5 separate regions of the Mus musculus genome follow, and regions 1, 2, 4 and 5 are each linked to region 3. The links are chromatin loops, found by intact Hi-C in ENCODE. Cell type or tissue: heart. All regions are shown on one strand. Region 1 has its middle 9.9 kb from the start of Stmn1. Region 2 overlaps Extl1 (exostosin-like glycosyltransferase 1). Region 3 overlaps Gm30191 (predicted gene, 30191). Region 4 has its middle 14 kb from the start of Pafah2. Region 5 holds the start of Stmn1 (stathmin 1).

The links. Peaks named below come from ENCODE experiments on the same cell type or tissue, not always from the same donor. Only the 100,000 strongest peaks of a DNase experiment are listed, where the experiment ranks them.
Region 1: a loop joins it to region 3, with 2.0 times the contacts of the local background. A loop is called at or near these places in 8 of 42 quality-filtered maps.
Region 2: a loop joins it to region 3, with 9 times the contacts of the local background. A loop is called at or near these places in 6 of 42 quality-filtered maps.
Region 4: a loop joins it to region 3, with 2.8 times the contacts of the local background. A loop is called at or near these places in 8 of 42 quality-filtered maps.
Region 5: it touches region 3 in a loop (3-fold over the local background); 5 of 42 quality-filtered maps call a loop at or near these places.

The regions. Positions count from the first base shown.
Region 1 is chr4:134,475,717-134,480,716 of GRCm38, forward strand. No RefSeq gene overlaps it. Among named protein-coding and RNA genes, the nearest start is that of Stmn1, 9.9 kb to the left of the region's middle. In heart, a CTCF peak has its summit at 2,496 (motif pointing left); DNase peaks (open chromatin) are centred at 1,508, 2,485 and 4,295; H3K4me3 peaks cover 503 bases; H3K27ac peaks cover 482 bases.
Region 2 is chr4:134,354,760-134,359,759 of GRCm38, forward strand. It overlaps Extl1 (exostosin-like glycosyltransferase 1), which reads right to left. Exons shown (of 11, transcript NM_019578.2): 8 at 4,990-5,000; 9 at 4,326-4,486; 10 at 3,219-3,387; 11 at 1,614-3,071. The coding sequence ends at 2,889. Among named protein-coding and RNA genes, the nearest start is that of Slc30a2, 14 kb to the left of the region's middle. In heart, a CTCF peak has its summit at 2,277 (motif pointing left); DNase peaks (open chromatin) are centred at 1,352, 1,972 and 2,102; H3K4me3 peaks cover 1,242 bases; H3K27ac peaks cover 1,317 bases; H3K27me3 peaks cover 1,421 bases.
Region 3 is chr4:134,247,419-134,252,418 of GRCm38, forward strand. It overlaps Gm30191 (predicted gene, 30191), which reads left to right. Exons shown (of 4, transcript NM_001372229.1): 2 at 884-967; 3 at 1,070-1,167; 4 at 2,327-2,684. The coding sequence ends at 2,624. Grrp1 (glycine/arginine rich protein 1) reads right to left here. Exons shown (of 2, transcript NM_001099296.2): 2 at 3,692-4,840. The coding sequence starts at 4,747. The coding sequence ends at 3,932. Among named protein-coding and RNA genes, the nearest start is that of Gm30191, 3.0 kb to the left of the region's middle. In heart, a CTCF peak has its summit at 2,408 (motif pointing right); DNase peaks (open chromatin) are centred at 2,513 and 3,963; H3K4me3 peaks cover 2,972 bases; H3K27ac peaks cover 2,669 bases; H3K27me3 peaks cover 3,900 bases.
Region 4 is chr4:134,386,292-134,391,291 of GRCm38, forward strand. No RefSeq gene overlaps it. Among named protein-coding and RNA genes, the nearest start is that of Pafah2, 14 kb to the right of the region's middle. In heart, CTCF peaks have their summits at 1,191 (motif pointing left) and 2,311 (motif pointing left); no DNase peak of the experiment used is centred here.
Region 5 is chr4:134,465,817-134,470,816 of GRCm38, forward strand. It overlaps Stmn1 (stathmin 1), which reads left to right and starts at 2,504. Exons shown (of 5, transcript NM_019641.4): 1 at 2,504-2,613; 2 at 4,287-4,359; 3 at 4,851-5,000. The coding sequence starts at 4,347. In heart, no CTCF peak of the experiment used is centred here; DNase peaks (open chromatin) are centred at 1,955, 2,515 and 3,235; H3K4me3 peaks cover 3,470 bases; H3K27ac peaks cover 2,890 bases.

The DNA.
Region 1 (5,000 bases), 230 kb after region 3:
CAACATGGTTTTACACCTATGATCCTAGCACTTAAAGAGGCTGAGGCAGAGGACTTCCAGGAGTTAAAAGGCCAGTCTGGGTTATAGTTGAGGCCCTTTCTCTAAGGCCTGAGGATGTAAAATAAGTTTAACAAGCACTCCAAGTGTACTCTACCCTGGGCTGTGTGCTAGGGAGAGGAGGTGGGTCCCTACTCAGCCTGTGTTCACACGCGAGTTTGGAGACGGCTCACCCGAGAGTGGGAAGAACCACGGGCTTGGCCAAGTACTTAGAAGTAACTGTAAGGAATGGGTGGCCTGAGGAGCTTAGGCGGGAAAGGGCTTGAGCTAGCCCCTTTGTCAGCGGACTCAGTTCCGGCCCCAGACAAAGCACTTGCCTAGTATACACTTATAAAGCCTGCCATTGTGGCAGGTGTAGAGAGGCTGTCATAGTGGGTGCTGGGAGGCTGTCCCTCTATCCTAAGTAGTGGAGGCCTCACAAAGACAGGTGTTAGAACACAGATTTCATTTCATTTTTTGTTTTTTTGAGACAAGGTTTCTTTATGTCTTAGAAATTGTTCTGTAGACCAGACTGGCCTTGAACTCAAGAGATCTGCCTGCCTCTGCTTCCCAGAGTGCTAGGGTTAAAGGTACCACCGCCTGTCAGAACATGGATTTTTAAGGAAGAGAACATAGACGGGGGTGACTTGATAGACACTAGATTGAGAAGAGACCATGTTTGGGGGCGGGGGTGCTAGAGCCACACTGGTGAAGAGGGAGGGAGGGTGCTTGCTGGAGGGCTCTAGAGGGGTCTGTGTGACTCACTGAGGACCAAGCTGGGTTGTGCAGCGAGACCAGGGATACAGGAGAAAAACCACTCAGGAGCCCACAAGGGAATGGGAATAATGCGGCGAGAGAAAAATGAACGGTCAGAATTGGGTCACATGCCTACTGAACCCGTAAGAGAGTCCACCCCAGGCTCCGGGCTGCCTGAAAGGGTTGGTGGTATCTGGCAGCCCCGTGCCTTCTAGACTTGGATACCCCCATTACCCTACTGTTGCATCCAAACTCTGCTAGCAGAAAGCCCTACGTGTAACCCGGGCCACGCCCTTCAAAGCAGTTCACAATCATCTCTTGCTACTCTGTGTGTGGGGAAAGAGGTTCTGCCCCATCCCAGCAGGTCATAAGTGCTCCCCTCCCTTCTGCACAACCTCACAGTGGATGGTTGTGGTTTCTAGGTAAGTGCACTGGAGAGAAGAGTGGCTGCCTTCCCCGACAGCCCGGCTGTCTTGACTCGGTGTTAACCGTGATTCAGAATAAGCCAAAGGCAAGGCCTGGTCTCTATGGACCTTGTTGGAATGCAGGTTAGCCTAGGTGCCCTGGAAGCTACCTGCCAAGCCAAGATTGGCTCTCTGTCTGGTAAGACTGCCAACTCGCTGTGACCGCATGACTCACTGTGACCAGATGCCAGGGATCCCCACAGTGAGCTGAACTTGAGGTCCCAGAAACTTCTAGAAGAGTGAGGTCTCCTGACACCTGCCGCTCACACAGAACGCTGAGCATCCTTGTGCTTGAGCCTACCATCAGTGGAAGCTCCAGTTCTGCACTTAGGAGGTGTAAGAGCTCGGGGATGGGGCTCAGTCGGCAGAGCAGTTGCCTAGCATTCATAAAGCCCACTCTGGTTCCACCCCCAGCACCATACACATCAGCTGTGAGAGCATACACTTGTACCAGGCCCGGGCACTGGGAGACAGGAGGATCCAAAGTTCCTGTCGTCCTTTGCTGTATCGTGGTTTTGAAGCCAGCCTGGGATTTATGACGCCCTAACTCATTTCTTTTAAAAGGCACAGAAAAAGGTTTTAGACATGCATGTAGATTTTTAAAGCTTAGTTGTAATGGGCTTCAAACGGTAGCACCTTCTGGCCAGGCCCTTGCCTCTGACCACTAAGTCCTAAAGAGACAAGACTGATCCAAGGGAAGAGAGAGACAGGTGGAAAGAACCAGATGCTCCAGGACTGTTATCTCTGCAAATAAAGAGACAGTCAGACATTCTGTTGGGACAGCGAGACACGTAAATACAGGTGTGTGAGTTCAGTCCCCAGAACCACCAGCCTGCACCTACACATGTACACAAAGGATCCATGTAAGTAAATGTAGAGATATTATGCTGAATTAGATAACCACTCCCATAGTCTACCTCAGTGCACCTGCTTTGCCCTGTGGACCCCATGGGGAGTTAGCTCTGCCAACTAAACTAACCCTGGAGGTGTCCAACTCTTAACTGGAATCCTCCTACACCCGAAGGCACAAGCTGACAAGTTGACAGCCCTCAGCCATCTTCAGTCATCAGGCACGTTGCTGGCCCGTGCTGCATTTTAAATGATTGGATGAGTTGACATTTGCACAGAAGAATCTTGATTTTAGGCTTCTTGAAAAACCTTTACGCTTTGGCTTTCAGTCCCACCCACAGTCCGCTCCTGGTGGCTGCTGCCCCCTGGTGGCAGGACTTGCGCACCACAGCTCTCTCCTCCCGGTGCACCTGCTGGCCGGCAGGGGCACTGGCTTCAAAGAGCTCAGCCTAAGTGAGAGACTCCTGTCTCAAAACGCAAGGTGGACAGCTGCTGAGAGGCCTGACAACACTCTGCCCTCCACATGTGTGTGCACATGCAAACACACACACACATACACACAGGCACACACGTCCATAGTGTTTTTTATTTTGTTGCCAGGAAAATGCTTAGGATGAGACACCTTAATTACAATTACTACTCTTCAGTCCTTAGAAGAGGCAACCATCCTTGAAGGCACGGTATTACACAGCAGGACCTAGGGACTCTCCCTGCACGGTTGTGTCGTTCACTACTGGGGCAGATGAGTGGCCACTGTGGTGTTCCGTCTAAGGCTACAGGTTCCTTAACTCATCCTGGAACATGGAGGCATAAGAGTTTGCAAGATGTCGCTCTGCCCCAGGTGAGGAGGGGCCTTTGTCTATAATCCCCACATCAACTTCTGGAGGTAGCCCTCAGTGCTAGGTGGAGGCCACCCTCCTTATTTAGAAGAGCCTCGAGCCACATAAACGACTTGCCAGCTGTCTTAGGCAATTAGTAATGGTCTCAGAGATTGTTCAATTTCCATACAGCAGCCAAAGAGGGTTTGTTTTGTTTTGTTTTTTGAGTCACAGAGAATAGGATTCAAGGTGCAGCCTGGCAGCTGTACAGGGCTTTGGGTGTTCTTGCCGGCACCATAATCCCTACAGCTGGCAGTAAACGCTGGGGACTGAGTTTAGAGAAGCAACACACTGGGGGCCTGCCATCTTCCCTCAGTGACTGATCCACAACTTCATGGGTCTTCTCAGCCTGGCCCTGACAGGAAGACAAATGTGGGACCCACAGCCCACTGCAGCAGCCCCTGGGACATCTCCACAGCTGGATTTTTGTCCAGCCCCTCCAGGAGTCTCTCTGTTCTTTCTGGAACTTAAAATATCTGTAAGCCAGGTATTGCGGTGCACATCTTTCATCCCAGAGTTCAGAGAGTAGAAGCAGGCAGATCTCTGTGAGTTCAAGGCCAACCTGGTCTAGAGAATGAGGCGGGATAGAAGTACTCAGTCAGTTTGGAGGGAGCGTGTTGACATTTGAACACTCTGTGTCTCCTCTGAGAGGACCACTGTCCACCCTGCTGACCCTCCTTCCCTGGGCACCTGTGCTGTCTGCGTGTGCTTTTCTTTCTCTCCTTTCTTGCTATGACTCGTTTTCTGAACTCTTACTGATGTATATATTCACAGTAAGTAAGAGTTTATGCATGCCATCTTAAAGCTCAGATAGTCTTGTGTTGTCATTTTTACTCTCATCCCCACTCATGGTTTACAGGGGATTGAAGGTTGGGGTCAAGGGTCACATGCTCAGGGTGCTCTCAAGTTGGATTCCCAGGTCCCTTTCTTGTTCAGATCCAGCATCTCAGATGTGTCTGGTAACCACGCTTACCATCTCCTCTTGACCGATCCCCCTCGGTGATTCCATTTGGCCATCATGGTAGGCTTGCCAGACCCCTCTGATCCATTCTCTCCTGAGAAAAGACTTGCATGGCTTTTCCTGAGCACTGGTCTAGCCTCTGCTTATACCACCTCTTCTTACTGCCATCCCCTGTCCCCTGCCTGGAACAGGTACAATGCCTGGAGTGCAGCAGTCAGCTTGTGACTCTGAGGGTAAAAGTCTCATGACAAAGGTGACTGGAGCAGGGGACAGATAATGTCTTTGGGCCTTGGCGATATCATTTAGCTGCCACAGGAGCAAGGACTTGCCGTCCAGGTTCTGTTGCAGAAGGCAAATTAAATCAGTTACATATTTAGACTGCTGGCTCAAAGTGGCAGCCAAGTGCCTGCCATATAAGCTGGAGGGCCTGAGTTTGATCCAGCGCTCACATTAAAAAGCCGGGCCTGATGCACAACTGTAGCCAGGCATTGGGAGATTAAGGAGAGTGGGCAGACAGGTGGCTCCCTGCAGCTCTCTGGCTAACCAGTCCAGCCAGTTGGTGAGCTGAGCTTAATGAGAGAACATGTATCAAAAAGTTGGTGGGGAGTGCATGGTGGTATAAGCCTTTAAAACCAGTACCTAGGAGGCAGAGGCAAGCAGGGTTCTAAGTTCAAGGCCAGCCTGGCCTACCTAGTGAGACCCTGTCAATACTAATACTATAATAATAACATGAAGAACAGTGGGGAAAGATGCCCACTGTCAACCGCTGTCCTCCACATGAATATGAACACACGGGCTAGGGAGGTGGCTCAGAGGTTAAGAGCACTGACTGCTCTCCCAGCGGACCTGGGGTTCAATTTCCAGCACCCACATGGCGGTTCACAAATGCCTGTAACCCCAGTTTCAGGGAATCCAACACCCTCACACAGACATGCACGCAGGCAAAACACTGATGCACATGAAATAAAAATAAAGAAGTCAATTAAAAAATATGAACACACATGCGTGTACACCTGAACACATACACGTCTATACCCACACGAAAACATGACATAT
Region 2 (5,000 bases), 110 kb after region 3:
CTTAAAAAAATTTTAAAAAATGGTTATTATTGTGTGTCTGTGCATCGGTGTGGGCATGTGTGTTCCATGGTGTGTGGGCAAAGATCAGGGAGTTGGTTCTCTCTCTCTACTCTGAGCTCTGGGGAGGGAATTCAGGTCGCTAGGCCTGTCCCTTCCCCCACAGCCAACTCACTAGCCCTCTTGTCTCTGCCTCCTAAGTTCTGGAATTAGAGGTAGGCAGCAGACTTTTTAGATATCCCACACTAGCCTGCAATTGCCATCCTCCTGCTTCAGCCTCCTGAGTAGCTGAATCCCAGCATGCACCATGCACCACCCCGGCCTCCTCACCTTTGAACTTCTCTCCAACTGTAAAGAAAAGCTATGTCTCTGGCACTGTCATATTTACTTAGGGTCAGGTCTGTGTGAAACCTGCGTGGACCTGGAATGGGGAAGATGTACCCCTCCAGTCTCAAGGCATCACATGCCCACCCCTCAGCCTCCACCAGCCCCAGGATTCTGGATACTGGGTACCACAGTGTGCCACATCCTTAAACCTCTCAAGAGAAGGTTGCCTGGGACTTTGAGAGGGTCTCTTGCCCCTGCCTCCTGAGTGTTGGAACTATAAACACCAGACCCTCTTCTTCCTTTCTTTTAAATTGTGTGTGTGTGTGTGTGTGTGTGTGTGTGCGTGCACACACACATACTTATCTGTATGTGAACCACATGTGTGGGTGCCTGTGGAGGCCAGAAGGCGGGTGTTGGATCCCTGGGAACAGGAGTTAATATGTGTTTGTGTGCCATCCAATGTGTGAGTGAGGAACCCAGGAAGAGATCCTTTGCAAGAGCAGTCAGTGCTCTTAACCTCTGAGCCATCTCTCTAGCCCCGCACCACCCTACTTTCATTTTTATAGACAAGAAAAAGGAAGGTTCAGAGAGGCCCACTGCTGGCGACAGATGTCCCTCATTCCTGGGCTGATGACAGCAGAAGTTGGACCTGCCTTGAGCTGCATGTTTAGCCCAGCGTGAGCCCTGAAATGCAACAGTGCTTTCCACACAGTCTCAACCAACCCCAAGGCAGTCCATCGTCCTGGATGTCCAAGCCACCACTGCAAAGGTGCCTTCTGTCCCTGGGCTGGCCCTGGCACCGGGTGCCCTTTCCATCTTTGGCAGGCTGCCTAGACTGCAGCTGTGTGAGTCCTCTTACCCTCAACTGCTCCTGACCCTGGGCCAGGCCTCCTCCCCCACTTTAATCTCAAATCCGCTCCTCCCCCACCCACCTTGCACCTCAAGGCATCTGACAGCACCCTGCTTCCATTAGAAGACCCAGACCGGCTTTCCACACCCAGCTGTGACAGGCTCCAGGAAGGACCTGAGTCATACAGGGGCAAGGAGTGAAGTTGGAGAAAGAGGTTGGGAGGCCTCAGGGGACAGCCTGTTCCAGCCAGCAACCTAGTCACGGGAGTTTCCACAGTGGCCGAAGCCATCAAAGAAGGAAAACACCCGATACCTTGGGCTGGGTTAGACCCCCCACCCTCACTGTCTGAAGTCACCCCAGTTCCATGCCACGCCCCTCGCTGACCCTGAGCGCCCTGCCACACAGGGCAGCTGCTGTAAGCGTATTTATAGCCCGGGCGTGAGTGGGCAAGGACACGTGCTTTATTTCGGAAGCGATAATTCCAGTTCCAGGTGGACGAACCCAGGAAAAGCAGCCTCCCCTCCCCTACTCCACTCTCACCTACAGGATGCTGAGGACAGCCCTCTTCCTGGCGACCAGCCCATCTGCCAACAGCCCAAGTTTGCAGGCCAACGTGGAGTTCTGTCGTATTCCTTGCATGTTTTCATCCTGGGGTCTGCACACACCAGTGACCCTCTAGCTCGACATTTTATCCGTAGTCTTTAACTCCATTCAGTCAGGCATTGTGGCTCACACCTGTAACTCTAACACTTGGGAAACTGAGGCAGTAAGACTGCAGTGAGTTCCAAGCCAGCCTGGGTTACAGACTGGGACCTTGTCTTGCCTCCTCCTCCCCTCCTGACCCCCCCCAAGTTCAAGAGGCAGCCAGGTGTAGTGCATGAATTTAATCTCAGCACCCTGGGAAGCAAAAGTCAGGTGGATCTCTGTGAATTTGAGGCTAGTCTGGCATACAGTGCGAGTTCCAGGACAGCCAGGACTACCCAGAGAAACCCTTACTTGAAAAACAAAAACAAACAAACAAACAACAAAATGTCAAGCAAAACCAAACTCCATTCCTTTGAAGGGAGAGTAGTGCAGCAGCTGACCTCTAGTGGTCAAGATTGGTAGTGCAGTGCTGCTAGTCACCCAAGATCCCGGGTCTGCCGAGACACCGAATCCTCTGGTTATCTTCGACTCCTGGCCTCTTTGTTCACGCTTGATTGAGTCTGGAAATCCTGGTGTGTGCTTTGTACCGGGACCAGGAACTCCAGAGTAAGGGGCAGCGTTATGTCTTGTGCACATTCTGCCCGTGTTCCACCACGCATGCCACCAGTTAATACTCTTGCAGCTATTGCTCAAATATTTACAGTGCACCTGCCAGACCAAAGAGATGAGAGCAGGACTCCGCCCTACGGAGCTTGCAGGCCGGCCCTGGGGCCTCGTGATGTGCTCAAGGCCACTCGGCGTGAATCGTGCGAGGACTTCGAGATCACCAAGGAGGTGAGTGCAGGTCTGACAGACATAGGTCGACCAGGCAGAGATGCAGAGAAAGGCATTTCAGGGAACAGGATCAGCCTGTACACCGGCCTGTGCGAAACGTGCCAAACGCAACCCCACTGCAGCTGGAGAAGGCCCCGGCCCTCAGGGATCCCTGTAGCGATTGGCCAACCGGGACAGGACTTTGATCCATCTCTGTTGGTTCTCTCGTGTCTAGCAGACAGGTGCAGTGCCTCGCCTATGGCTTCTCTAGACTGCGATACTTCTTGCGTTGCACCGATACCGGGTCCTTGAACAACACCGGATCCAGACGCACTTGAGAGGAAACCAGAGGCATGTGGCCGAACCCTGCTGCTAAACGGTTGATGCAGTCCTGATCCAGGGGCTGAGGCTCCGGCACTGGTCGTGGATCCCCAGAATCCTAAGAGGTGAGAGGGAAACGTGTCCGTGAGGTTGGTTTTTTTATGAACCCTCACGCTGCTGCAACAAGATTTGGATTAGAGAGTGAAGAGGCTCCGCCCTCTTTTCCTTCCCCATCAGGGCTTTCCAGCCCCTGGAGTCGCCTCACCATTGGCACAGCCTCCGGGTGCTGCCTCCCATAAGGCACCTTGATAGGGGGCAGTTTGGTGACGGTGGCTACCAGGAAGTTCATCAGGACGTCAACACAGGTGGGAGTCTCATCAGCTATGGTCCTCAGGGCCTTAGGCAGGGAGTGGGTGAAGAGGGTGTGGTAGTACCTGTAAGATACATGGTAAGCCTTAGGCTGGGGGGTGGGGGGGATGCAGGCCTCATTCATTTCCCTATCTTTGACCCCAGACCCCAAGTTCCAAGACCTGTACCCCATCCCCTAGCTCCTCTCCCAGGGTGCTCCCACCCTGGGCATGACCCTTCTCCATGTGCCCTGTGATTTAGGGGTTGGGCAATGATTGTGAATTCCTCCAGTCTCTCCGGGCGGCCCTCTTTCTGTGTTCCCAAGTCTGAACTCTGACAGAGATGACTTGATGATGTGTCTGTGGGGGGGGGGGGGGTAGGGGGTGCAAGGTAGTTCCAAGCCACCAAACATGGCTACCCAAAACCCAGATTCAGGGGGGCTATGTACCAGCTAGGCCCACTCTGTACACATGAGGGTTATCCCCTGTTCTGAGGGCTCCATGCAGAGCCCCTGGGGGAAAAACATCTACAAAAAGTTCCATGATATCTGGATAAAGTTCAAACAGATTAAAGACCCGCTTTCCAGAGGCCCCAGAAGCCAGGCCTGGTGGGAAACAGCACCTGTAAACTCTGCACTTGGGAGACAAGAGCAGAAGATGGCATGCCTGAGATCAGCTTGGGCTACATAGCGAGGCCCTGTCCCCGAGTCAGGGTTCCATGATCCCCAGGGCTGACCTCAAACTCACTATTCCACTGACATTGACCTTGAACTCCTAATCTTCCTGCTTCCACCTGCCCAGTGTTAGGATTACAGATGTGCGGTTTCAGCGTTAAGGTTAGAACCCAAGTGCTAGACGAGTGCTCTTACCAACAGAGCTATGTCCCCAGCCCAGTTCCATGACATTGTTTCAAAAAGCAAAAAGAACAATCGGGGATGTTGATCCTACCCACTCAGGTTAGAACTGTAGCCTCCCGCCCTTTCTCCCTGTGGGGGAGGGGGGCAGGGGAGGGGCAAAGTTTGCACCTGTGGTAGAAGGCAGCCGTGGTCAGGACCATGGAGAACTCATTGGTCATCCCAGTACGGTAGCCCCAGCCACCCTGGGCCTCATCCCAGAAGTGGCTTCCAGACAGAAAGCCCACCATCCGCTCAGGAAAGCTCTGCCACACCACAAAGGCAAAGTCCACCTGCAGAGGGATTGAGCAGCCGTAAGGAGGGGGTTCCTGACCAAAATCCTTATAGCCTATGGTGGTGAGACCAGCCTGGCTGACTAAGGTTGGGGCAGGACTTAGGGCACAGGGGATCAGAGCATTGCTTGAAGTCCTTATTTGATTGTTTTGGTCTGGTTTTTGTTTTTGTTTTTTGTTGTTTTTTGTTTTTTTGAGACAGGGTTTCTTTGTGCAGCTCTGGTAGACCTGCAACTAGCTCTGTAGACCAGGCTGGCCTCGAACTCACAGAGATCCACTTGCCTCTGCCTGCGCCATTGCCCAGCTATTACTTGACGTTTTACTAGAAGATTAACGCAAGTGTTTCTGGGGGGACTTGGAGGGAACTTGCCCAGCCAGGAGCTCTCTTCTATTCGACCACCACAGCAAGAGGCTGGAGCTCTGGGCACGGGAACCCGAGGGACCAGAAGTGGCCTAGAGCTCCGTTCACATTATACTGGACATTTTCTGGGCCCAGCCCTCACCTCACTGGTAG
Region 3 (5,000 bases):
GAGTAGTGAGCTCCTGTTTATGGCAGTAGGGAGTGGCTCTCACCCTCTGCGGACCACAGTAGCAGCATCTGATGAAAGCCATACTTAGGCCGTACTTGGTTGTGAGAGAGAAGGCAAAAAGGACTTTGAAACTAAGACCGTTTATGTCTAGTAGTTGTGATAAATGGCAGTTACACAAATAGATGCGGCAGGGGGCAGGGACAAGCCCGGCGAGGGGGTGGATAAGCCTATGATTGGACAGGTGCGTGTCCAAGACTGGCTTCCTGTGGATGTGTCGGCAAGAGAATGCTACAATTAGTGTCTCTGTGGACAGTCCGGTGCAGATGTGAACTGGATTTAGTGAGTTTCCATACATGTGCGTTTTGAGCAGAATTCTGTACCTGCGTGCTTTCATGTGGGCATTTCCGGGGGCTACGTTTGGTTGGTAGAGAAATTTGGAGGGCTGTGCCTAGGTCTCTGTTTAGCCAGCTTCCTGCAGGAGAGGACACAGGAATGAATTGCTTAGCCTCGTGAGTGCTCTTGCCCGGGTGCCTAGACTGCACACCCGTGTGTATACAGGGGGAGAGGTCTAGCCACAAAGACGCTTGTGTGTCTGTAGTAGCACACATAGTGTGCCATTGTGCAAGGTTTCCAGTTCGTTCAGCTGTGTTTGGGAGTGGGCAGATGTAGGTGCTCAAGGGTATCTGCAGAGATTTACCATGCAGCCCTGCGTATGTGAGCAGAAGCATGATGAAGAGATGTGTGTGCCCGCAGGCATTCCTCTGGGCTCCAATGGAGATGCAGGGTGTGTGGGAGATGCACTTCTATGGTACATAGGCTGCCTAGTGCTGGTTAGCAATGGGGCTCCTCTCATGCTTGGGGTTGGGGGTGTCTTATGTCCCAGAGGGAGAGCCCCACCTTGGAGGAGTCTGAGAAGGCAGAACCCACGGAGGAGACGTTCAACCCCATGTCACAGCTGGCCCGCAGGGTGAGTCTGACAGTCTTCCGTTCAAGCCTTGGAAGCCTGACAGAGGCTGTGGTGAAGCCCTGGAGGCTGGTCCATTCCTGACGCCCAGTTCTCTCCTCCCAGGTTCAGGGGGTTGGGGTGAAAGGCTGGCTGACAATGTCATCTCTGTTTAACAAAGAAGACGAGGACAAACTGCTGCCACCAGAGCCCTGTGCTGATCAGTATGTGTGTCCTTAGGGGGCAGGGCTGGAAGGGTCCTAGGATCTCTCTTCTACCTCTGTCCCAATCCTGTAAAGCTTTAGTCCCGGGCTGATACAGCAGGCCTATGTAGGAGATTGGGTTAGATCTCTTGGGACTGAGGTAAAGGGAAGTCCTTCCTGAGGACAGCCATCTCCCTAGAACCCAGGATAGCAGAGAAGACCTTCCTGGGTGCTTGTGATGAAGGGTGGTCTAGATGATAAACCCTCACCTTCCAAAGCAGCTTGTCACCAGCGTAGATTCCTCTTTTGGTTCTCTTGGTGCCCATGGAGGCCTGAGGATCCCCGAGGAGCCCAAAGCGCAACAGTTTGGAAGGAATTGCTTGATAAGGTCTTTGATATTGGGAACAGACTCAGGGTTTCATTTCCAACTGGCTTTGGTTTCACACACACACACACACACACACACACACACACACACACACACACACACACAGAGCCCATCTGCGTTCTTTCAGTCCTGCGCACCCACCCACCACACTCCCTGCTTCCCTAGGACACCCATCCATTAGTCTTGCCTCAGGGCTCCTGCCCACCTCTCCCCCACCTTCCAGTCCCAGGTCTCTGAGGACTTTTCCAGAGGCAAGGCTCCTTCTTCAGCCTTATCACCCCTCCTTGACAGTCCTTTCCCGTATTGACTCTCCCTAACTCCTCTTCTATCTCTCTGTGCCAGGATTTCTTCCACTTTCTCCGAGTACCAAATTCCTCTTTCTCTCAATCCTAGAGCCTAACCACTTGGCTCACTTGGCTCTCTCCCCACATGGGGGAGGGGAGGGTCCCTCCTATAGGACCCAAACAAGCTCACCCCAACAGGCTCCCCCTTCTCCTCTCAAAGTCCCTCTCTGGCTTTCCAGACCTGGCTTGTTGGCCTATCCTCTCTGCACCAGAGTCAACTCTCCAAACTCCTGACCGCTCCATCCAACTCTGGGATCCCGGTTCTCCTCTGCCCAGCCCTCTCACCTCTCCTGATCCTGTCCTCTTCTACCTCCCCTTGCTTTCCAGGCCCTGACCTTGCCCCGACTCCCTTGGCCTCTCTGCTTGTCTTTCCTTCTGTCCACTACCCTGTCCACTGCCCCTCTCTGGGACCCTGGGCCATCCTGCTGACCCCCTGTCTCTCCTGCAGCCCGCTGGCTGCGCCCCCTTCCTCGCAGGCGGCCACAGCTGAGACCGAGCCGCGCGGACCAGGATTCTGGGACGCGTTCGCCAGCAGGTGGCAGCAGCAGCAGCAGGCGGCGGCGTCCATGCTGCGCGGCGTGGAGACCGCCGCGGAGAGGGACCCGGAGCCCCAGGACAAGCCTGACGAGGAGGCTACCGAGTGCCCCGAGACACGGGAGGCGGATCCAGCGGCAGGCTTCAAGTGGGGTTTCCTCACCCACAAACTGGCAGAGATGAGGGTGAAGGCTGCGCCCAAGGGCGACTAGCTGGCCCGCCACGTTGGTGCCCCTTCTTCCCTACCTCCCATAAAATCGTCTGGATTGACACTCAGTGTAACTGCGTAATTTTTTTCAGACAACAGGAAAAACTACTTTTAGGTGGGCGACCTCGTGGGTGGGTGGGGGCGTCTGGCTAAAGGGTTCTTTAGCCAAGAAGAGTGTTCTTTGTGCCAAGGCGCTCCAGTTGACAGGATTTAAGGTGAGACTTTCCAGAAAGCCCTCGAGGACAGACTCCACATCCCTGTCCAGCTTCATTTCATTCAGCAAACCCTGCTGGTTGCCCAACGGCATACGCGAAAACGAAATGCACGAAAATGCTGGACCAACAAGATAGCTCTCTACCAGCGGGTCCCATACAAAGTTTTGTTGAGGCACAAAACAGGGCAACCCGTGGGAGCTCAGGGGACATAGGGAATTTGGGGACAGTTTCCTGGATAAGAATGCAGAGTTGGGGAAGGAAATCAGAGCTGAGGGAGGATAATCTTGAACAAAGGCTTTGACCGGAATCTGTAAGGAAAACCCGCGACTTTGTGTCGCCGGGGAAAAGAAACCCTGCTGGGCATATAGCTTGGTTGGTGGAGGGCTTCCATCAGCATGAAGTCCTGTGTTCAGCCTTCAGTCGTTCAACCACAGCGGTTGCTAACAGGGTGAGGCTGAACTGGCACAGACAGTAGTGGCAGGAGATTCCGAACCCTGACCTAAAGGTGCTCCAGTTTTAGTGATTTCCATCACAGATCCTCCAAGTCTCGGCCTTTCTTACCTCGGGACTCTGGGAGAGCGGGGTTGGGGTGCGAAGCTCTGGGAATTCTGGGTAATTTAAGCAATGCTACCGTGTATTGAGCACTTTCTATATTCCAGGCACATTTGCCACACGCATTACAGCTCCTCCAGAACACTGCTCTCTACCTCCTTTAATAACCGTCAAAGGCCTCCGCTTGGCCAAGCTCACACACACAGCCTGGGACCCACGCTCAAAACCCACGCACTCAGCCATGCAAACCAGTTTCCCTTTTCCCTCAACATCTGCCCGTTAAGCCAAACTCATGGTCCTTTTATTAAATAACATTTTAGCTTTATTCAGTAGTTCGTTCATCTCTCACCCCAAGTCCATCGCTGCTCACATTTAGAATCTAGAGAGGCCACGTGGCCACTTTACCCGTTTCCACAGTCCTCGCCTGGCCCCTGCCTGTGGTCCTGCCTGCTCAGCGTGCAGATCTGGGAACCTGAGATCCAGGGAAGGATTTGTTCACGGACCGGGCTAGCTCTCCCGGAGCCGTCTTCCTGTCTGGTGGTGGTCACACCTCAGACTCGCGCGGCGGGGCGCGTGCGCGCTGGCAGCCGTACAACCACTGGATGACGCGCGCGTTGCGTTCCACCACCGACACCGTGGGGCGTCCGTCCCGCGCCGACCCTGCCGCCTCCGAGCCGCCGCCGCCGCCCGCACAGTCCGGGCTACCCGCGTCCCTGTCGCTGGATGTCCAATCGCTGGTGTCCCCGGAGCCGGGCGGCGGCGACGTTGCGACCTGAGGGCCGTGCTCTGCGCCCCAGCTCTGCGGAGAGAAGCGCTCGGCGCCCAGCACCTCCACCAGCGCGCGCTCCAAGCCGCAGTAGTTGAAGAATCGCTCTTTCTCCGACAGTGGCAGCGAGCACGTGGGACACACTGCGCGCTTTCCTGTCGCCTCTGGTGTATCCGGGGACCCAGCCCACCCCGCGGGAGCCCCAGGTCTCTCTGTAGGTGCCGGGCTGCTCGGGGCAGCGTCCCGGGTGGCACCCAGGAAAAGGCGTCGTACTAGCCCCTGGCCCTTGGCGTTCTCTTTGTTCACCGAAGCCTTGCAGTCCCTCTTCTGGCGGTAAAAGATAAGGGAGTCAGGTCTTGGCTGTCGCCTGCCGCTACCCCGGCGGGCAGGCCCAGGCGTTCTGGGCGATGCAGAGGCCCCCAACTCATTGCAGGGGTGTGGTGTCAGCGGTCCTGGTCCCCCGCGCAGGGCTGGCTCCTGACGACGTACAATCACCTGGTGCGTCTTGACGTACTTGGCTTTGTCGGCTTCCAGCCTCTCCACGGCGCTGGGGGTTCGTCCCCTCGAAGGTGTAGTGGGTGAGGACAGCAGCATCTTAACGGAGCTGGGCAGGTCAGGGCTCCATACACAGTTAAGGACGCACAGGTAGCTGAGGAGCAGCGAGCAATTCTCCGGAGTTCCTGGCGCCTGTGGGGAGAGAGGAATTGTCTGGAAGAGAGTAGTAGGCTGTTCCTGTTCCTTTCCCGCAGGCATTCCTGGGTAGAGGATCAGCCAGTTACCCCTCCCCCACGAACTGGTGCCATGCCCAAGGAGCAGAAGAGAGAACCTCCCTCCTTCCTTTACAGCA
Region 4 (5,000 bases), 140 kb after region 3:
GCTTGCACACTGGGGATCAGACCTCTACCTTCACCCATGAGGCTTGCTTGCAGCAATTAAGATCTGGCCATAAGTTAATTAACATCCTGGCCTTTTGATGCACCTGCCACAAGCAAAACACAATCTCCCCAGGTGTGGCTTGGCATGATTGAGAGGTAGTCAGTGATAAGACTCCCTGGGCATGTCACCAACCTAAGACAGGGATCAAACCAATGCTGTTTGTCTCCCAAGGACGGGTAAGGGACATGGCTGCTGGGGGGCTATCTACAGACATTCTCTCTGCCAAAAAAGAAAAAAGGGGGAATTGTTAGGAGCAGGTGTGGCGGCAGTCCTAAAGGCGCCAGGGACTGCAGCTAAGTCATATGACTTGCACCTGACTTCCTCATATAAGACACAAACATCTTGAGTGCTGCGCAGGTGTACCAGGATACAGGTGAATCCAATTTGGTGGAGATTTGCCCCTGCTGCCCTGATTAGCTGAAGCTGCGTGCCTGGTGAGGTGGCGTGGCCTGCTGTGCGTGGATGGGAACTGAGAGTATAAAAGAGTGAGAGGCCCGGGTTAGAGGGAGGATTATTATTCGAGAGAGGATTATTATTCGAGAGAGGATTACTATTCGGGGGGAGATATAAACAAGGGAGATATATAGAGAAAGAAGAAATAGGACTGAATAAACGTGTGCAGAAGGATCCTGTAGCAGCGTCGTTCTTGCTGGCGAGTTGGGGGCGCGCTCGAGACCCCACCTCCTAACTGTGCCACTCCCTGGGCCAAGCATATTTAAACCACCACACAGGGTGACTCACTGACTGGTACATGTGGTTGGATTCAGGACTCAGTTCAGATGCTAACTCCTCTAATGTGAGAGCCAGCCAGGTGGCTGGGGCTTCAGTCCTCCATTGATCACCAAGGTTGCGTCAGCTCATCCAGCTGGTGTTGCTTTCCTACATCACTGCTCCATGCGTGTCCCTCCAGATACTGCCAAGCTCCATCACATCCCTGATAGGAGGCCATTCCTCGGTCAGGAGTCTGTAGGTAGAGGCTGGAGAGATGGCTTACTGGTTAGAGGAGAGATGGCTTACTAATTAGAGGACTGGCTGCCCTTCCGGAGAACCTGGGCATGCAGCACCCACAGGAAGGCTCACAAACATCTGTAATTCCTGGGGTTCTGACACTCTCTTTTGCCCCCTGCTGGTACTGCATGCATATAGTATACAGCCATACCTGCAGGCAAAATACCCATATGCATAAAATGAAAATAAAGGTTAAGCCAGGCAGTGGTGGCGCACGCCTTTAATCCCAGCACTTGGGAGGTAGAGGCAGGTGGATTTCTGCGTTCGAGGCCAGCCTGGTCTACAGAGTGAGTTCCAGGACAGCCAGGGCTACACAGAGAAACCCTGTCTCGAAAAAAACAAAAACTAACAAACCAAAAAAACAAAAAACAAACAAACAAACAAAAAAAGAAAAGAAAGGTTAACAATTTTTTAAAGTTTTTTTTAAAAAAAAGATTTATTCTTTTATTTATGAGTATTCTGTAGCTGTCTTCAGACACACCAGAAGAGGGCATCAGATCCCATTACAGATGGTTGTGAGCCATCATGTGGTTGCTAGGAATTGAACTCAGAACCTGTGGAAGAACAATCAGTGCTCTTAGCCACTGAGCCATCTCTCCAGCCCATCTTTAATATATATTTTTTAAAGATTTATTTATTTTATGTAATGAGTACACTGTAGCTGTCTTCAGACACACCAGAAGAGGGCATCCCATTACAGATGGTTATGAGCCACCCTGTGGTTGCTGGAAATTGAACTCAAGACCTCTGGAAGAGAAGACAGTGCTCTTAACCTCTGAGCCATTTCTCTAGCCCCTAGGTTAATACTTTTTAATAAAAGAGTTATTATATAAACACAGAGAAAGCTACTTTCTGGTCCTCACTGAACTGAATTTATTATTATATGGGCTTAACCTTTAGCATTGCAGAAAAATATGAGAAATTAAAAATAAGAAGTTTATGGACTAGAGGTGTAGGTTAGCATTCACATAGAAGCTAGCATGGTGATCATACACCTAAAATCTCAGCATTCCAGAAATAGAAGCAGGAGGCCTGAGAGTGTAAGGCTGTCCTCAGTTATAAAGCAAGTCTGAGACCATCCTGAGATGCATAAGATGCTGTCTCCAAGATAATAATAATTTAAAAGATAGAACGGGGTAGGTGGCTCAGAAATTGCTGCTTTGCGGAGAACTCCAGTTCAATTCAAGGGCAACTCACAACTGTCCGTAACTCCAGGTCTAGGGTCTCTGGCGCCCTCTTCTGGCCTTCACTGGACACTGGGCCATGCAGGCAAAATACACAAGTAAAATAAGAATAAATAATTTCTTTTTGTTTTGTTTTGTTTTGTTTCGAGACAGGGTTTCTCTGTGTAGCTCTGGCTGTCCTGGAACCAACTTTGTAGTCCAGGCTGGCCTCAAACTCAGAGATCTGCTACCTCTGCCTTCCAAGGCCTGCACCACCATGCCCAGCAAATAAATTTTTAAAAAAAAGAAAAACAAAAATCCATAGATTAAAACGATGATTCAGAGGATTTGTCTGGACTCAGTTGGACACGGATACAGCAGCACAGGGGGCTCCTTGCCTCATGCCCACCAACATCCAGGCTTCTGCGTGAGAAATGGATAAGAGGCCTGAGCAGGTGTTGGTGAGTTTTTGTTTGTTTGCTTGTTTGTTTTGTTTTTCGAGACAGGGTTTCTCTGTAGCCCTGGCTGTCCTGGAACTTACTTTGTAGACTAGGCTGGCCTCAAACTCAGAAATCTGCCTGCCTCTGCCTCCCAAGTGCTGAGATTAAAGGCATGTGCCACCACTGCCCAGTGGTGTTGGTGAGTTTTAGGGGAACAAGTTGAATATGAGACTTAAAATGAATGAGGCCTGGAGAGATGGCTCAGTGGTTAAGAGCACTGACTGCTCTTCTGAAGGTCCTGAGTTCAATTCCCAGCAACCACATGGTGGCATACAACCATCTGTAATGAGATCTGATGCCCTCTTCTGGGGTGTCTGAAGACAGCTACAGTGAATTTACATATAATAAATAAAGAAATCTTTGGGCCATAACTAGCAAGGCGGAGCGAGAGGGACGAGAAGGAGAAGGAAAAGTATCTGAAGACAGCTACAGTGTACTAACATATAATAAGTAAATAAAACTTAAAAACAAGACTGTTCTCTACCCCAGCCCCCTTCTTCCTTTCTTCTCTCCCTCTCTCTTTCTTTTTTTTTAAACATTTATTTTTTTATTTTATGTATATGAATACACTGTAGCTACACAGATGGTTATGAGCCATTTTGTGGTTGTTGGGAATTTAACTCAGGACCTCTGCTCACTCTGGCCCCGCTCGCTCTGGCGATTATTTATTATTTATTTATTATACGTAAGTACACTGTAGCTGTCTTCAGACACACCAGAAGAGGGTGTCAGATCTCATTACAGATGGTTGTGAGCCTTCATGTGGTTGCTGGAATTTGAACTCAAGACCTTTGGAAGAACAGTCAGTGCTCTTAACCGCTGAGTCATCTCTCCAGCCCTTCATCTCTCTTTCTCTCCCTTCTCAATCTTTTTCTTTCTCTCTCTCTGTTCCCATGTATTCCCAGTAGTCTCTCTTTCTCTTTCTGTCCTCTGTCTCCCCTAACCCCTTTCTCTGCCTCTACCCCTTTTCCAGGTCCCTGCTCCCTTCCTCCACTAAATAAATTCTCCTATGTCAGATCTGTCGCATGGCTGTGATTTCTCAGGGGAACCCCTTTGCTTGGGCCCACCAGGTAGCCCTTACTCCTACTGCCATTGAATTATATATATTTCATAACAGTCACAGAAGAGCTGGGGAAGTTTCACCTTTCTGTGGCCCTTGGAAGGGACCTAGCCTTGTACTTACATGATCATGTTGTCTGAAGTTTACTACAAGAAAGGTATTTTACAATCCTTTTCCTGCTGTGCAGATTAGGCTAGCCTGGAACTTACTATGTACCTATGTAGCCCAGGCTGGCCTCAAACTTGCAGTGATCTTTCTGCTTCAGCCGTCTTGAATGCATTATAAGTGTGAATCGCCATGCCATCTGTGCCCAGCAAACTCCTTTTTCCAAACAAGGGTCTTCTCTGTGTTAAGTAAGGAGGCTTGGAGAGTGGTCATGGCTTACAATTCACAGCAGTGCCACCAGGCTGTTTAAACTCAGGCTGTAGGCCAGAGGGTGGCAGCCAGTGGCAGCCAGTGGCAGAGCATAATAAGCTCTGCATGTACAAAGTTCTGAGTATGATCCAAAACCCCCAGTGGCCTGCTGTCCCTACAGATCCCTGAGGACACAAAGTCCCGTCATTTCTATACATTCCAGCTACAGCCCGGGTGAGACAGCAACACATCATTGGATAAGAGATAAAAGCCACTGGCCGAGCTCTGGGAGCCGGTCTCATCCTCGGCCAACTCCCTTGTTGAACGTCAAGTTCACAAACAGCAACAACAGACAAGCTCACCCTGGGGCTGTGAAGCATCAAGACAAATAAGGATACCTGAGCATGGAAAAGACATGAATATTGTCCAGACCAGGAGAAAGAACCAAACACCTCCATTGTTGCTGCCAAGACTCTTATTTCTTATCTCTGATAACTTCAGCTGAGTCCAGACCTCCCCTCCTTCTGGACAAATCTCATTAGGATAGCTTTTCATCATCTCGTCGATAAGTTATTTCTCCACTGGTGAAATGAGCCAGTACAAGCCAGATTAAATTATATGAAACACAGGTTTATTGGGAAGCAGTCCCCAAGGACTGAGACCAGAGGAGTTGAAAGAAAATTAAAATTCAAGGTCCATGACTCATGTGGCTTGCTAGTTAGGAGGGCTTTTTGGGCCTAGAGCAAAGAGCAAAGGCTGTAAAATCATCCCAGGAACCAACTAGCCATAAAGATAGAGAAGACATACAAGAATGTCTGGACTGGCCTTGCACCTCCCTGTAACCCGCCCTTCTGA
Region 5 (5,000 bases), 220 kb after region 3:
GCGCCTATGTGGGAGACAACCTCTGTGGCCTCAGAAGCAACAATGAACAAAGGCTGTCGCCTCTCTGGGAATCGCTGAGATCTGACAAGAGCCCGGTGCGGTGTGTTTCATCAGGGTAGGCATCCTCGCTGGGCTTTGAAGCCTCAAGTCCTCTCCTTTGGCTGTCTACACAGATCAAATAAGCTGTACAGCTGCCACATCTAGACTTCACTCGGTGCTAATCCGTAGTCACAGCCGGCCCCATAGCCATCCGACCAAGCCATCTGAGCAGAAGCAAAAAATAATTCTCCTAGGCAAAGACAGGCAGCTCCTGAGAAGGAAACATTAACCCTTCGCTGCCCCTCGGAGAGGGTAGGGATCTTGCTGGTGTTAGAGGAGAGGGGGGTTGTGGCTCTTCCCAAAGTGGAGAAGCAAAGCTGTTAGCTGCCCTTCCCAGTTCCGAGACCATCCATGAACACTGGTGAGAACTGGCTTTCGGAGAAGCAACCCCGTTCCATCCTGCAGAGCAGGATTGTCCCACAGCACAGGAAGCACCTCTCTATTCACAAGGGAACCTTAATTCCATCCCCCTGTCCTCCTAAGCAGCAGTGAGAACCTTGAGAAACTCTTGTCACAGATGTCAACAGGAGCAGACATCTAACCACAAATCCAGAAGCCAAAGGGTATCGCTAAAAAAGATGAAAAAAAAAAAAACCTACATGAGTTCTAACATCTACTCCATTCTTAGCTGTGGTTTCCATGGAAATAGACATCTGCTCTAGGGAGAAAGGTGTGTGTGGGGGTGGGGTGGGATGATATAAATGCTTCAAAATAATCAGTGTTTTGAGAGATTAATTCTCCTCTGTCACAACATTAATAGAAATATGAGACTTTTGCGTGGCATATCTTGTATTTGAAAAAAAAATGTATCACATGGGTGGGATCTTGCACACACATCTCCAAATCCAATACAAAGACTTCAAGACAAAGTGCTGGTTCAGAAGTTCCCGAACCTCGTGGCTATGGAGGTCTCTGCACATTTGTGTTCCCCCAGCTTCTCAGTTTTCAGAAAGGTCTAATCCTCGTTCCTGTCCAGTTCTAAAAATGACTTCAGGGATCCATTCTGAAAGTTGAAGCATCAGGCCATTGTGAGACTGCGTTCTGAGAGGGAAAAGCCTTCCACTGCGCAGAACTGGCTCCTGTTGTTCACATGCTAAGCAAGAACCACTTAGACTGGCTGGGGCGGGGGCAGAGGGAGACTGACCCCACGCAAGGGCAATTGCTGGAAAATATGCCTCTATAAGCATATTCCAGACAACTGTACTTTGCCAATTGCTTGCTTTGTACGTTGTCTGCACAATACAGTTTTCACTGTCCTGTATGCCTATTGTATTTTATCTCGGGTGCTTCCCTCTTGGTTAAGCAGATGTAGGATTGTTTTAAAATTAGGATTGTTTCCACAGAAGCTGTTGTATGTATGGGTTGGCTTTTGAGAGACCAAATCCATTAATAAAATGGTAAACCCAATGAAGAGTTTCTGAGCAGGTGCTTTGGGGAAATGACCACCTCGTGGGGACACAGCTTTGGTCAGCAGAGAGAAGAGGTTCTTAGACAGACAGGGTCACGCTAATTTCCTTTGTGTCTCTGCTATAGTTTTGCTTTATCCCGGCCAGAGGGAACCGTGACCTTGTGGCTCCTTTTGTTTACATTCTCAAAGTGAGCCCAGCCCCGCTCTAGGGAGCACGTGCTTTCAGAACAAAAGGAGCAAAGTGTATCTAGAACTGCCATCGCTCTTCCCTTCCCTTTCCTGTCACCGCAAGGCTTTAGCAGTCCAGATGGAGTCTGCCTTTAAGCTTAGTGGCTTTGTTAAACCCAAGATCAGATTCCAGAGCCTCCCGCTGTCCTGCCTAGATCCCAGTGTTTCCAGCTCGGGAGGCTGAAGGGTAGAATGCAAGTGGCCAAGGGAAGAACCACGCCCGTAATCTGCCAGTAGGAAATGGGTTAGGGACTGCGTTGTTGCGCTACAGGTGACAAGCTGCCGTGTGTCCGTGATAGGACACCGAGGGTAGAGGATCGTGCAGGGGCGTGGAGTGGCACTATCTTGTCACAGGGTTTCGGGCGTTTTAGGCGACCGGGAGGGGTATGGCATCAAAAGGGATATTGCTTAGGGAGCCAAATAAACTCCTATGGCTGGGTAGAGGTAGAGTCCAGTCGGTCGAGGTCTAAAAGAAGTAGGTTAGGACCGACCCCTCCCCTGCTCCTCACCTCGCCCTGCAGTTTTCCTAAAGAGAGTCCCATAACCGATTCAGTCCTGCGGCCGCAGCCAAATGCTCTTCCGATCAGAGACACCCCACCCACCCACGCTAGTCCCGGCTAACACCTAGAGAGACCCCCCACCAGGAGTGCCCCACCCCTAGCATTGTCCTCCTGCCCCCCTGGCCCGGACTACAATTCCCGAAATGCTTCTCTCCAGAGAGGCGGTGCTCTCCAGGCTTCGGGGCGGGACTGGCACGTGCCGTCACCCGCAGCCAATGCGGAGCGCCTGGTCTGGGTCACGTGCCGCTGTTTGGCGCTTTTGTGCGCGCCCAGGTCTGTTGGTGCTCAGAGTGTGGCCAGGCGGCTCGGACCGAGCAGGTGGGTGCAGGCTTGGCTTAGGCGGAGGCTACGGCGGGCTGGGGAGCAGCCGGGAACGCGGCGGGTCCCCCAGCCGGGCACAGGAGATGGGCGGAGACCCCGAGCCCCAGCGGGTGGGGGGCGTTGGTCTTTTGTGTGGAGCTCGGGCGGAGCCTTGGCTTTTGTCCCTATTCCCTGGAGATGCGGGCTGGAGGGGAGGGGGCGCGGCCAGCGCTGGGCTTTAGCCCGGGTGCGAGCGTGGAGACAATAGGAGGCGTGAGCCGTCCTCTGCATCTACCGCCCGGCGGGCGCGGCTGTTCGGGGGGTCCCCATTGTCTGAAGGAGAGCGAGGCTGGGGGCGCTCGTGCTGCTGAGGGGCGGCGCCCGCCCGGTCTCCCGGGGCTTCGGGGCGGTGGTCCCGGACAGCTCTGGGCACTCCGTCAGTGGGTGAAGGCCGTGCGACCGAGCCCTCTACAGCCACCCCAGGGCTGCGTGTCCGCGAGGTGTTTTTGGCGGGAGTTGGGGGGCAGACGGCCGCGCGCTGCCAGCCCGAGAGGGGCGGGGCCACCCCGGAGGACCGTTGGCCCCGCCCATTCTGTCGCTGCCCACGCGCGCGGGCTCCCGAGCGTGGAGAGGTTCGCGGAGATTCGAAAAGGCGCGGGGAGCCGAGGGGCGGGGCCAGGGGCCGGAGCGTAGGGCGTGTTCTGATTGGCCCGGGCCGCCAGCCTGCCCGCCTGGGCCAGGACCACGCCCATGCTGTGTAGTCTGCTGCGTTGGGTGCTCTGCTACAGATAAATGCATTTTTTTTCGTTGCTTCGTTTTTGCAGTGTCTAGTGTTTGGAACCTTTAGTCATACGCTTCGGGGCTAAAAGAATGGTGATCTTTTTAAAAAAAATACTCGAGAACTGTTGAAAAAAATGTTTGCGACATAAGGCATCAAATGTGACAAACCTCAGGCGGGTGTGGTGGCGCTTGTCTGTAATCTCAACACTCAGAAGCTGCCCCCCCCCCCCGCCCATGTATGCATCGAACATGGAACCCAGGGCTTTGCAAATGTTAAGTGTTAACCCAGTGGGCTAAACCCCACCCCTCTACCCTGAGGAGGCTGAGGCAAGAGGATTGTAATTTTACAGCCAGCCTGGATTAAGTAGACCCTGCCCTCAAAAGAAACCTAGAGGTTCATACAACTTCATTTTCTCACTGTGAGGCTAGTAGCTTAAACCCTAGGAACAATAGGACTTGAATATCATTGGCTGCCAGCTTGGGTGTTATTCACCGTGGCAGACACAGACAAAGCAGGGGTGGGTATTTCAATTGCACAATGAGTTGTAGACAGAATTAAGATGGCTCCGATCTCATTGTTGGGTTGAATCTGGAATATCTTATGTTGGGCAGGACAAAAACATTAAGGGACGGAATTCTTCAACCTTGTGATTGAACCCCTGAGTTTTGATATTCCAAGATTTTCTTTCTTTGAAGAATATCATTTAATTTGATTTTCTGCTGCCAGCGTTACTCAATGAAAATATCTCAATATGTCCCAGTGTTTCTAGATTGATATTTTAATGATGTTTCTTGATTTTCACATAATGATTTTCCTGACATTGTCAAGGGTGTGATTTGAGACCCCTTTGTGCTGATGACATAGGAGAAATGTGGAGAAATTGATTGCATGCTTTGAAAAATCGTTCCAGGGCTTTCCTTGCCAGTGGATTGTGTAGAGTATACAGCCAGTCTCTTGTCTTCTGTTCGACATGGCATCTTCTGGTAGGTAATTGATTTAGAAAACTGAAATCAGGGCGGGCTTATGGCTTTAGAATAGGAAGTGGTGCAGGCCTTAAGCTTTTAATTTGGCATTTGTGTTCTTTTCAAAATTTAATTTACAAGTAAAAATGCAATTGAGAAATGTTTATTAGTTGGATAAATATATAGAAATCTCAGCCATTCATACTTTTGGCTTGGTCCAAAGCAAAATGTGGGGTTTTACACACACCATTCTTTGTTTCCTAGGGAGTGACTGTCAAGTACTAATTCCTCAAGATGGTATTTGTTAGTCCAAAATGTTAAGCTTTTTAAAAAAAAAATGTTACTTGATTTCTTTTGATTTGTATTTTGATTCGATTACTACAAACACCTTCATTAGCTTTCATTCTGCTTGTTTTTTAGAATTATTGGTTTTTAAAAAAAAAATTATAGAACCCTTTATTTAAATAAGCAAGCCGGGTCTTTCTCATTATCATGCATCTGATCAACTCCAGATATTCAGGTGAAAGAGCTGGAGAAGCGCGCTTCAGGCCAGGCTTTTGAGCTGATTCTCAGCCCTCGGTCAAAAGAATCTGTCCCCGATTTCCCCCTTTCCCCCCCAAAGAAGAAGGACCTTTCCCTGGAGGAAATCCAGAAGAAATTAG